Regions from separate parts of the Homo sapiens genome. Here region 2 is linked to region 1. The links are chromatin contacts, found by Hi-C or POLR2A ChIA-PET in ENCODE. All regions are on one chromosome and are shown on one strand. The core of a region is the stretch at or near the end of the contact, and the rest is flanking DNA. Distances in the headings are between cores, read along the strand shown. Region 1 holds the start of RAP1B (RAP1B, member of RAS oncogene family). Region 2 has its middle 44 kb from the start of LINC02384.

Evidence for each region. Hi-C counts contacts between places; a loop is a spot of excess contacts on that map. ChIA-PET counts read pairs that join two places held with the same protein, here RNA polymerase II (POLR2A). Pooled maps may share reads with other maps.
Region 2: a map of heart left ventricle shows a loop between it and region 1 (7-fold over the local background). The contact joins the enhancer-like site here to the promoter of RAP1B in region 1. A Hi-C loop is called at or near these places in 19 of 168 maps with a recorded cell type or tissue (IMR-90, MCF 10A, Right ventricle myocardium inferior and 8 more) and 22 of 50 pooled maps. POLR2A ChIA-PET finds 5 or more read pairs at or near these places in 11 of 52 experiments (A673, BJ, Caco-2 and 7 more).

The regions. Positions count from the first base shown.
Region 1 is chr12:68,608,219-68,613,467 of GRCh38, forward strand. RAP1B (RAP1B, member of RAS oncogene family) reads left to right here and starts at 2,681. Exons shown (of 8, transcript NM_001010942.3): 1 at 2,681-2,825. RefSeq lists a silencer at 2,538-2,997.
Region 2 is chr12:68,404,366-68,409,614 of GRCh38, forward strand. No RefSeq gene overlaps it. Among named protein-coding and RNA genes, the nearest start is that of LINC02384, 44 kb to the right of the region's middle. Within about 2 kb of position 2,013, at least 24 of the 41 ENCODE cell types and tissues checked have a DNase peak (open chromatin) inside an H3K27ac peak, as active enhancers do; they include heart left ventricle, heart right ventricle, psoas muscle and 1 more, where a contact is called at or near this core.

The DNA of each region.
Region 1 (5,249 bases), core at 1,431-3,930:
ATGGAAAAGAGGAAACACAATGAAAGACCTTGTCGAATTACTATCTAATAGATATGCCAATTGATGGATTATTCAAGAAGAGCAGAGAGCTAAGTATCAGGCTTGAAGATTGGGTAATTTAAAAGATGGTGATACAATTCACAAAGGAAGAGGAAAAGAAACTGGTTTGGTTACAAAGACGATGAGTTCAGTTTGCACACATGACCAGTGCAAATTGCCAGTGGAATATCCTGGAGAAGAAGTCAAGGAAATAAATAGGAAAGAGGCTCAAACTGAAAAGTGAGTTCAGTGTTAAGAGATGCAGATTATGGTATTCTCTGCATAGTGATAACAGTTTAATACAAATAACAATGATTTCCAGTCTAATAAGAGAAACTGTGTTTTTAATTAAATAGATTATTTTACACGTTCTCTCAAACTCTAAAAATTCTAGCTTCAATTTTCTAAAACCAATTTCTTTCTGGAAAAAAAAAATCAATTGCCCAAAGGACAAAGAGTTTTTCTAAAAAAAGAAAGAAAGAAAAAGCACAGTGTTCCCAGGTAACACTTCTGTGAGCTCAAAGTTTCAGACTTTCAGTTATCAAATTTTTATGCAATAACTGAAAAGTTAGTAAAGTCAAATTTATTTGTAATTCACTCATTCATTGAGAAGTTACAGTAATTCCAACGGACTGCTCTGAAATTTGCCTTTGAAACTTTTATTTAAAAAGGTTTTCTAAAGAATGGATGTTAAGTGTTCTCATAAAAAAATGCTAACTCAAGGCCAGGCGCGGTGGCTCACGCATGTAATCCCAGCACTTCGGGAGGCCCAGGCGGGCGGATCACCTGAGGTCGGGAGTTCCAGACCAGCCTGACCAACATGGAGAAACCCCGTCTCTACTAAAAATACAAAATTAGCCGGGCGTGGTGGCGCATGCCTGTAATCCCAGCTAGTCGGGAGGCTGAGGCAGGAGAATCGCTTGAACCCGAGGGTGGGAGGTGGGGGCGGAGGTTGCAGTGAGCCGAGATCACGCCATTGCCTTCCAGCCTGGGCAACAAGAGCGAAACTCTGTCTCAAAAAAGAAAAAAAAAATGCTAACTCAGCCGGCGCGGTGAGTCACGCCTGTAATCCCAGCACTTTGGGGGGCCCAGGCGAGCGCATCACCTGAGGTCAGGAATTCGAGACCAGCCTGGCCAACATGGCGAAATCCCCTTTCTACTAAAAATTAGCTGGGCGTGGTGGCACGCGCCCGTCATCCCAGCTACTCGGGAGGCTGAGACAGGAGAATCTCTTGAACCTGAGAAGCAGAAATTCCAGTGAGCCGAGATCATGCCACTGCACTCTAGCCTGGGTGACAGAGCAAGACTCTCAAAAAAAAAGGTAACTCTGTGAGGTAATGTAACAATGTATACATTACTTCAAACGATCATGTTGTATACACAATAAATGCAGACAATAAACAATTTTTAAAAAGATATTTTTCTAAGGAAATAGAAATTATCGAAATAGGTAATCTACTCAATTAACCTAAATTGTAAAACATTATAAAACACAGAGAACTGTTATAATTCATTCTCATCTATTCATTTAACTTAGGTTAGCTTAGTTTTCAATCACTACATATTCTTAAACGGAGTGAAATTAGTCACATTCCATTTATCTTCCAAATTTATCAACGTTTATTAAGATTTATTTCAAGAATAATTTGTACAGGGCCTAATTAAATTATGAACCAAGAAAGTTAGTCTTAAATGACCCCTCAATCCCTTTTCCCTGCACTTTGCTCTCTTAATCTCCTCGCCCATCAAAACTGCTTCAAGAAAAAGTTCTGATAAATTTCTTGTACTAAGGGTAAGTAAGAATGGTAAATTCCCGTGTTAAGTTCCCGCCCTTTTTGGAACGAGGCATTTTGGAACAGAAAGTGTTTTCTGGTGCCCTGAAGTCACACGATAAACCTACTTGCCTATGGGTAATCCTGTGAAGTGAATAAAGCGTCCAGGACATGCATTTAAATACGCAATTTATTTTAGTTATATAAATGGCGTTGGTTTAGGTGCAGGGTACAAACTTATTTAGAAATCATCGATTTGTTAACTGCGTTTGGCATGGGAATTTGGAAAGAGTTCGCCCGGGTTAAGACACCAATGGATAAAACACTTGTCAATCCAGGAGAAAAGGCATCTCAAGAATGGAAAGACTTGCTGGCCCAGGCTCCCTCGGGGAGCTCTAGGTGTAGAAAATGCGCGCTCTCCGTTACTTCTCGGTTACTTTGCCCAGCACAAAGGACGACGCGAATACCAACAGACTGGACGAGTCGGTGACTACAGTTTGCATTAAGAGGCGGCGCCTTTTGGGTTTCGGAGGGTTCCACTGGAACCCACGAGGGTCAGGAACACCGACGCGCGGATTCCGCCCACCAGACAGCCTGGGGAAGCGAGCCTGAAGGCGCGGCGCAGCTAGAGAGAAGAACCTCGGCAGACATGCCGCCCAGAGGCAGCTAAGGGGCCCGTGGGCAGGGCCTGCGCTCCGGCTGCGATGCAGGCCGGCTAGAGGCCGGCGCCGAGGACCCGGCGCGCGGCGGCCCCGCCCCCTCGGCTCCCCTCGCCCCGCCCCCTAGGCCCGCCCCTTCCCGGGCCGCGCACCCGCGCGCCCCGCCCGCGGGCGGAAGCTGGAGCGAGGCTGAACGCCTGACGTCAAGGCGACATCGCCAAACCTCGCCCAGATTCAGGCGTGTAAACCAGCCGGAGCGGCGCGGCAGCGGCAGGACCGCCGTGGCGCCTAGAGTAGCGACCCGGGGGGAGCGCGGGGCGACGCTGGCTGCAGGGACCCGGTGACAGCGTGAGAGGTTCGCAGAGTGAGTGCGTGGCCGCTGAGGGAAGCCGCGGCGGCGGCCGCGCGGGGCCGGGCGCCGGCTGAGGGGAGCGGGTGGGGTGCGGCGAGGCGCGGGCCGGGCGCGGCGGTCAGGGGCCCCGGCGGCGGCAGCCCCTCGGCGCGCGGCAGGTGGCGCGAGGGCCAGGCGCCGGGCCCGCGAGCGCGCTGCCTTGCGGGCCGGCGAGGAGGAGCAGCCGCCGCCGCCGCGGGAGAACAGCGCGCTTTGCGGAAGGGGTCAAATGTCTGAAATATGGCGGAGGAAGTGAGAGCCCGAGGACCCCCCCACCCGCCCGCTCTCTTCAGCCCGCGTCCGCCGCAGCTTCTCCCGCCGCCCTCCTTTCCCCGCCGGCTCCCCCGAAGACTCGCTCCCCGCCCCGAGCCCCCTCGCTTGTCGCCTGGGTTCCCTCCGTGGTATGGGTGGAAGTTAGAACGGAAACCAGAAAGTTGTCCTTTGCGAAGACCTAGCTTCTCCCAGCCCCGAGCTAGGGCGAGGAGCCTTCGGGGGAAACCACTCCCAGGCGCCCCGCGGGCTTGAGCCTGACAGCGAAAAAGTTTGCCTGAAACGGGGCTTGCTTGCTCCATTTGTTGCGGGAAGTGGCAGGAGGAAGGCAGCGGAGAGAGCCCCACTTAGTCTGGCAGCAGCCACCGTGTAGAGAAAAACTGTTAAAGGGGCCTTTCCCTTCGTCAGCAAGAGGAAATCTCTTTCTCTTAGAGGGAGAGAAAATCCAGGAAGTTTGTCCTCTTCTCTTTTTCGCCATCTCGAGGTGTCTAATCCTAAAACTATCAGCGCCATGAATTTTATTTAAAACTACGCCCAGTGAACCGGGCTCTCCGGATTTTTCTTCTGAAAAACACTGATGTCTTTTGGAGAAAAGATCATTTTTGCAAGTTAAAGCAGATGGTTTCCTTCCCCTTCGCTTTCCCCCCTCTCCCACTCTCTTTAATAGTTTAGAAAAACATTTTGGCCCTGTAACTTCTGATTGGTATGAATAGAAGCAGTTCTGTGTTGCAGTAAGGGGAAATCACATTTTTACGGGGTAGAAAGTTGACACTAAATGAAGATTGTGATTTTAGTATTTTAAAATTAATTCCGTCTAATTGGATTTTGGTTTTGCAGGCAGCATCTCATATATGTCGAGTACTTAACAATTTAAAGCTCTGACTTGTAAATTTATTTTTCAGCTCTCTTTTTTCGTAATTAGAATACTGTTTGGACTTGCTCAACAAGACCTTATCTTAACAAAAAGTAACTTATAGAAAAGGGAGACATTCATTTAACTTCAAGCCCATATTATTCTTAAAAGCTGACTCTTGAAATAGTATTTATTGAGTCATAGTGGAGTCATGGGACTTTTTAAGGGCCGGAAGGGACTATTTAGATCATCCAGTCCCACCCTGTCATTTTATGGAGGAGGAAACTGAGGCCTAGATAAGATAACCAGTTAGTGGGTCCACTGACCTTTAGGACAGTAGTCTATCCGTAAGAGACAACATGGAGAAAGAAATACAACGTTTTTATAGTGAATTATCATCTTACAAAGAATATTCTTCCCATATCGCACTTTTAAAAAGTGGGTACCTTAGTCAAATAGGAGAAAAAACCACTTGAGTAGTTTCATCCTCAGGTTTTAGGTGAGGAAACTGATACTCAGATTAAATAACTTTAAGCACACAGAGCCTGAATGATAGTCTTATTTGAGCTCATCTGTGCTTTTAATGTGTACTACGTTAGGTGTTTTCACTTGCATTTCCTTTAGTCTTATTTGAGCTCATCTGTGCTTTTAATGTGTACTACGTTAGGTGTTTTCACTTGCATTTCCTTGTTTGACGTTGACAATAAATCGTGAAGCTGCCTTATCTAAGGAAGTCCTAAAGTAAATCATTGGAACACATGTAGCCAGTTTGTTGTTTTTAATATGCCAGGTATCAAAATATAACTGAAGAACCAATGCTAAACTGACTTAATTTTAAAATGTTGTATGGGGCATGAAAATGATTGCTCTGGCTGGGCGTGGTGGTTTACGCCTGTAATCCCAGCACTTTGGGAGGCCGAGCCGAGGAAGGCGGATCATTTGAGGTGAAGAGTTCGAGAACAGCCTGGGCAACATGGTGAAACCCCGTCTTTACTAAAAATACAAAACATAGCCGGGTGTAGTGGCACGCGCCTGCAATCCCAGCTATTCGGGAGGCTGAGGCACGAGAATATGAACCTGGGAGGTTCACATTGAATGAACCAGCTTGAACCTGGGAGGCGGAGGGTGCAGTGAGCCGAGACTGCACTACTGTACTGCAGCCTGGGTGACAGAGCTAGACCTGTCTTAAAAAAAAAAAAAAAAAAAGGAGATAAGAAAATGATTGCTCTGCTCTCTTTTACATTCTCCCCTCACCCACGACCGCG
Region 2 (5,249 bases), core at 763-3,262, 200 kb before region 1:
ACAAAATATTATCAATTTCTTGGATATCCTCCTGGACATATTTTATGCATAAGAAGCAAATACAGGCATGTCTTGTGTAAGTATTTTTTCTCCCCTCTTTTATTGACCAATTTTCTACACCTTAATTTTTTTCACTTAAAATATCTTGGAGATCTTTCAAGGTGTATATATAAAGATAGTATCCTCCTTTATTAAAGAGTACTCTTTTTTATGGCTATATCATATTTCATTATATGAATATGCATAACTTATTTAAATAATCACTTATTGAGATATCTAGACTGTTTTCAATCTTCCACTATTACAAACAAGGCTGCAATATGCAATCTTGTGAACATCTCATTCTCTATGTATGTGACTAAACCTATAGGATAAATTCCTAGCACTGGCTTTAATAAGTCAAAGCATATAGATGTTCATAAGAATATTTCCAAATAACCCTTCATAAGATAGTACCAATTTATTTTCCCACCAGTCATATATGAGAGCACCTGTCTCTTCACATTCTTGCCAACACAGTGTGTTGTTAATTTTTTGTCATTGCCAATCTAATACATGAAAAATGGATGTCTGTATATGTTTAAACAACATTCGTGTTCCATTTTCTATGGACTTTTTTGCACATTTTTTATTGGGCTATTGGTCTTTTTCTTATGGATTTTTAGGAGTTCTTTACTTACAAAGAAAATTAGCTAGCTTTTGTCTATTAAATGAGTTCCAAATAGTTTCCGTTTTTATAATTGTCTAGTGACTTTTTATGATGGGTTTTGCATTGCAGAAAAGCATTCCTTTTATTCACTCTCTGAAGCATCTCACTAAATTGGGAGATGCTCATAAAATAAGCCAAACTTTCCTAGATTGCAGGAGGCAGCATGAACTGGGGAAAACTTCACTTTTGAGGGTTTCCTCTCCTGTTTGATCCCACCCTTAATTACTCCCTGGTAATGATATTGTCACAGAACTCAGCCCACTGAATAAATTAATATCACTAACCATGACTTCCAGCAGTAACAGAGTGCAAAGGAAGCCAAGTTTCCTGCCCTTTGGCTTCCCAGCTAAGTCAGAGAGGAAAATAATGTTCTGAAAATCCCCAGAGAATGTTGTTGACACATCAGCTTTCATTTTTCCTGCACCTACTTCCTCCATAAAATTCAATTATAAAAGTCCTTCCTAGGTAGTCATTCAATGAATGGCACTGGGCTGAAGAAGAATAGACCTGTGGGTGGGTTACTAAATGGATGGGAAGAGAAAATAAAGAAAAGGAGTAAATGAATAACAGGAGAAATCACACTGCAAGTAAGGGGCATTTCACAACAGGAATGAAATTGCTTCTGCCACAAGCAGGCAAACAAATTTCTTCACACAAGGAAGGAGGGAGCATATTTCAGAAGGCCAAACATAAGTCTTGGCAGTGAATTTCAGGACCCCAGGGATTGTGACAATAGGAGGGAGGAGTGATGCCCCTTTTTGAAGGTCTAGGAAGATAGGTAGACAGCAATTCTCTAAAATCACCAAGAAAATTCTCTAAGGCAGCTTTGGAGAAGATGCTGGTTTCTTCTGCATTTTTCAGCCTGATCCATGGCATCCCCAACCTTCAGCCTCAGCTGAAAGCATCCCCAACCTTCAGCCTCAGCTGCTCAGCATCTGAGCGAATTCTGACTCTGCCTTAGTGGACATTGAAAGCCCTTTCCCATCCTATGGCAAGTGAGTAGTCTAGACCTCTGGAATTATACTCCTGCCTCTCTCTGCATTTCCCCTTCTCTCATGCATCCCTTTCCCTCCATCCCACAGTACTGTGATCTGCAGCACCCGGCAGGGCAGCCCTTCCCAACCCTGGGCTTCTGCCTGACTTCCTGACTCTCACTCAGCCGCCTGCTCTTGCTGGAGCCTTGCCCTGAACTTCAGCCTCCTTGGCAAGGGCCCTGACAGCCCAGCTGGCCCACAGCCACCATCCTGTTCCTCTCAGCAAGCAGCCAGAGTCCTGTTTCAACACGGATAGTCCTCCCCACCCCGCTTCCTCTGCTGTCCCCCTCTTCCTGACCAACTGAACATTTCCATTATCCAGCGTTCAGCTTTTCCCCTGCTGCATTCCCCTCCCTCCACTAGGTGGGAACCCATGGATATCTACACTGGCTACATCAAGCCCAGATTCCCCACACATACACACCAGTTTGACCAGCCTTAAACCAATATGTACCTTTATTTAACTTATGTAATAAGAAGTCCAGAGATAGGAAGATTCCAGGGTTGGTTAATTTCATGGCTCTCAAGTGTCATTAAGGACCTAGAGTCTTTCACCTTTCTGCTCCGCCATCCCCACCACAATGCCTACTCTTTTCACAAGTTGAGTTCTGCAGCTCTCAGTGACCATGGTGGGCTGAAGTTGGTTCCCAGAGGCTCCTGAGAGCCAATTGCTAAATATTTAGGAGTTTTGCCAGTCAGTTGTAGAGCTTGAAATTGGCCATAATGGGAGAATTTACACCACAGAAATGGAAACAGACAAATGCTACAAATCAGGGCTTTTCATTTTTTGGCGAGGGTGTTAGCAGCGGATTAATGCTGCATCACATCTTCATACGATAACATTTAGAAACAAAAAGGGTCTATTTCTCAAATATATCTTTTTTTTTTAAGAGCAGAGAAACTTTTTCTGAAAACCTCATAGAAAATCCACCACCCCCACTCTCACCCTCCCAACTTCCTTGGCCTGATTATGTCACATGCCCACGTTTTAACCAAAGATTGACAAATGAACAGGATGACAACAATTTCCCTAAAGTATGGGCACCTGATACCTGAAAATCAGGGTTTTCTTAGCTGGAAATAGGGTAGGAGGTAGTGTTTGTGTGAGGAATCCACAGGATTTGTCTCATGCACATACACACATTCTGCCACATGATTGAGAGCTTCTCTCTCTGCCCTGGCCCACCGTGGAGGTTTCAGCAGGTTTACAGGGCAAAAAGGATTAAATGTTAGCCAGGAAGAGAATTATGTTAATTCTGTTTTTTAGTTTGTCTGTTTGTTTTTAGAGATGGAGTCTCACAGTGTTTTGCAGGCTGGACTTGAACTACTGGATTCAAACAGTCCTCCTGTCTCAGCCTCCTGAGTAGCTGGGACTAAAGGCACGTGCCACCATGCCCAGCCACATTAATTTTTTTTTTTTTTTTTTTTTTGAGACGGAGTCTCACCCTGTCGCCAGGCTGGAGTGCAGTGGCACGATCTCGGCTCACTGCAACCTCCTCCTCTCAGGTTCAAGCGATTATTCTGCCTCAGCTTCATGAGTAGCTGGGACTACCGGCACACACCACCATGCTCGGCTAATTTTTGTATTTTTAGTAGAAACCAGGTTTCACCATGTTGGCCAGGATGGTCTCAATCTCTTGACCTCGTGATCCGCCCACCTTGGCCTCCCAAAGTGCTGGCATTACAGGCGTGAGCCACGGCGCCCAGCCTGCCTCATTAATTTTTATGTGTTGACATACTATTTCAAGTAAGTTAAATAAATACAAGACTAGATCTCATTAAGCAGTTTACTCAAAATTAATTTTTCTCTATTCAGGCTTAATCTAATCCTGATTTTCTCTCTGGCTGGAGTAGACTGTAAAGTTGGAATGCACCTGAATCTTTTTTGGGAGCCAGTTTCTTCAACGGCTTGTCTGAAATTGCAAAACTTTCAAGGGTATTGTGAGGTATCAGACTCTATGCCATCTGTCTTCAATGGCTCCAAGGAAGGGACCCCAAAACTGCTCTTTGATAATTCCAAGAAAGTGTCCAAATTGCACTTCTCTGCATCCCATTCACCTTTTTGAGCCTTTTCCCTTCCTTTAATGAAAAAAGAAATAGAAACCTTCTGACCACACATGCCTATGTTTGTGCACAATGAGACTGGCTCACATCGATTTTAAAACGGCCGGGCACAGTGGCTCACACTTGTAATCCCAACGCTTTGGGAGGCCAAGGCTGGAGGATACTTGAGCCCAGGAGTCTGAGACCAGCCTGAATAACATAGCGAGACCCCATCTCTACAAAAAATAAATTAGCGTGAGCCGAGATCGCGCCACTGCACTCCAGCCTGGGCGACAGAGCGAGACTCCGTCTCAAAAAAAAAAAAAAATAAAAAAAAATAAATTAGCACACCTGTAATCCCAGCACTTTGGGAGGACAAGGTGGGTGGATCACTTGAGGTTAGAAGTTTGAGACCAGCCTGGCCAACATGGTGAAACCCCATTTCTACTAAAAATACAAAAATTAGCCAGGCGTGGTGGCAAGCACCTGTAATCCCAGCTACTCAGGAGGCTGAGGCAGGAGAATCGCTTGAACTCAGGAGGCAGAGCTTGCAGTGAGCCAAGATAGCCCCACTGCACTCCAGCCTGGGCAACAGAATGAGACTCCATCTAAAAAAAAAAAAAAAATTTAGCCAGGCATAGTGTCACACACCTGTAGTCCCAGCTATTCGGGGGGCTAAGGCAAGAGGCTCGCTTGAGCCGAGGAGTTCCAGGCTGCAGTGAGCTATGACTGCACCACTGCACTCCAGCCTGGGTGACAGAGTGAGACCCTGTCTCTAATAATTATAATAATAATAAAACTTTTACATGAGCCCCTGTAGGGTATAAAAAGAATTACAAAGCCCAGTCCTTCCCTTCCAAGAGCTGACAATCTGTTGGAACAGGAACATACAAAAAGCAAATGAACAGTATAAGTAAAAAAAAAACTGTAGCCGTTTGGGAAAAGAATAAATCGTTCCTGGGTAGGTTAGCAATTTCATTTTTTTTTTTTAATTAATGTTTTCCACTATTTCATTCTATTGTAAAAATGTTCAAACAGAAAAGTTGAAAGGATGGTACAATGAACACCATGACCCCATCAGTTAGATTTAATACCTGTTCATATTCTGCCATATTACCTATCTAAATATTTTGCTACCCATTTTAAAGGAAGTTGCAGTCATTGTATAAGGATAAGGTAGTCAGCCTTATTCCTTCACTATGCACCTTTTTAAAAAGGACATTTGCCTAAAATCCATAATACCTTTATCATATATTTTTTAATATCATCAAAAATCTAGTCAATATTAAAATTTTCCTAGTTGTTCCAAAAATAAATATGGTATAGGATATAGTATAATATGATTTTGCAAACCAGATTTATACATTGCATTTGATAGTTATATCTCTTTAGCTTACTTTAGTCTGGAAGAGTTCTACTTTTTTTTTTTATAACATTGACCTTTGAAAGAACCAGACTAGTAA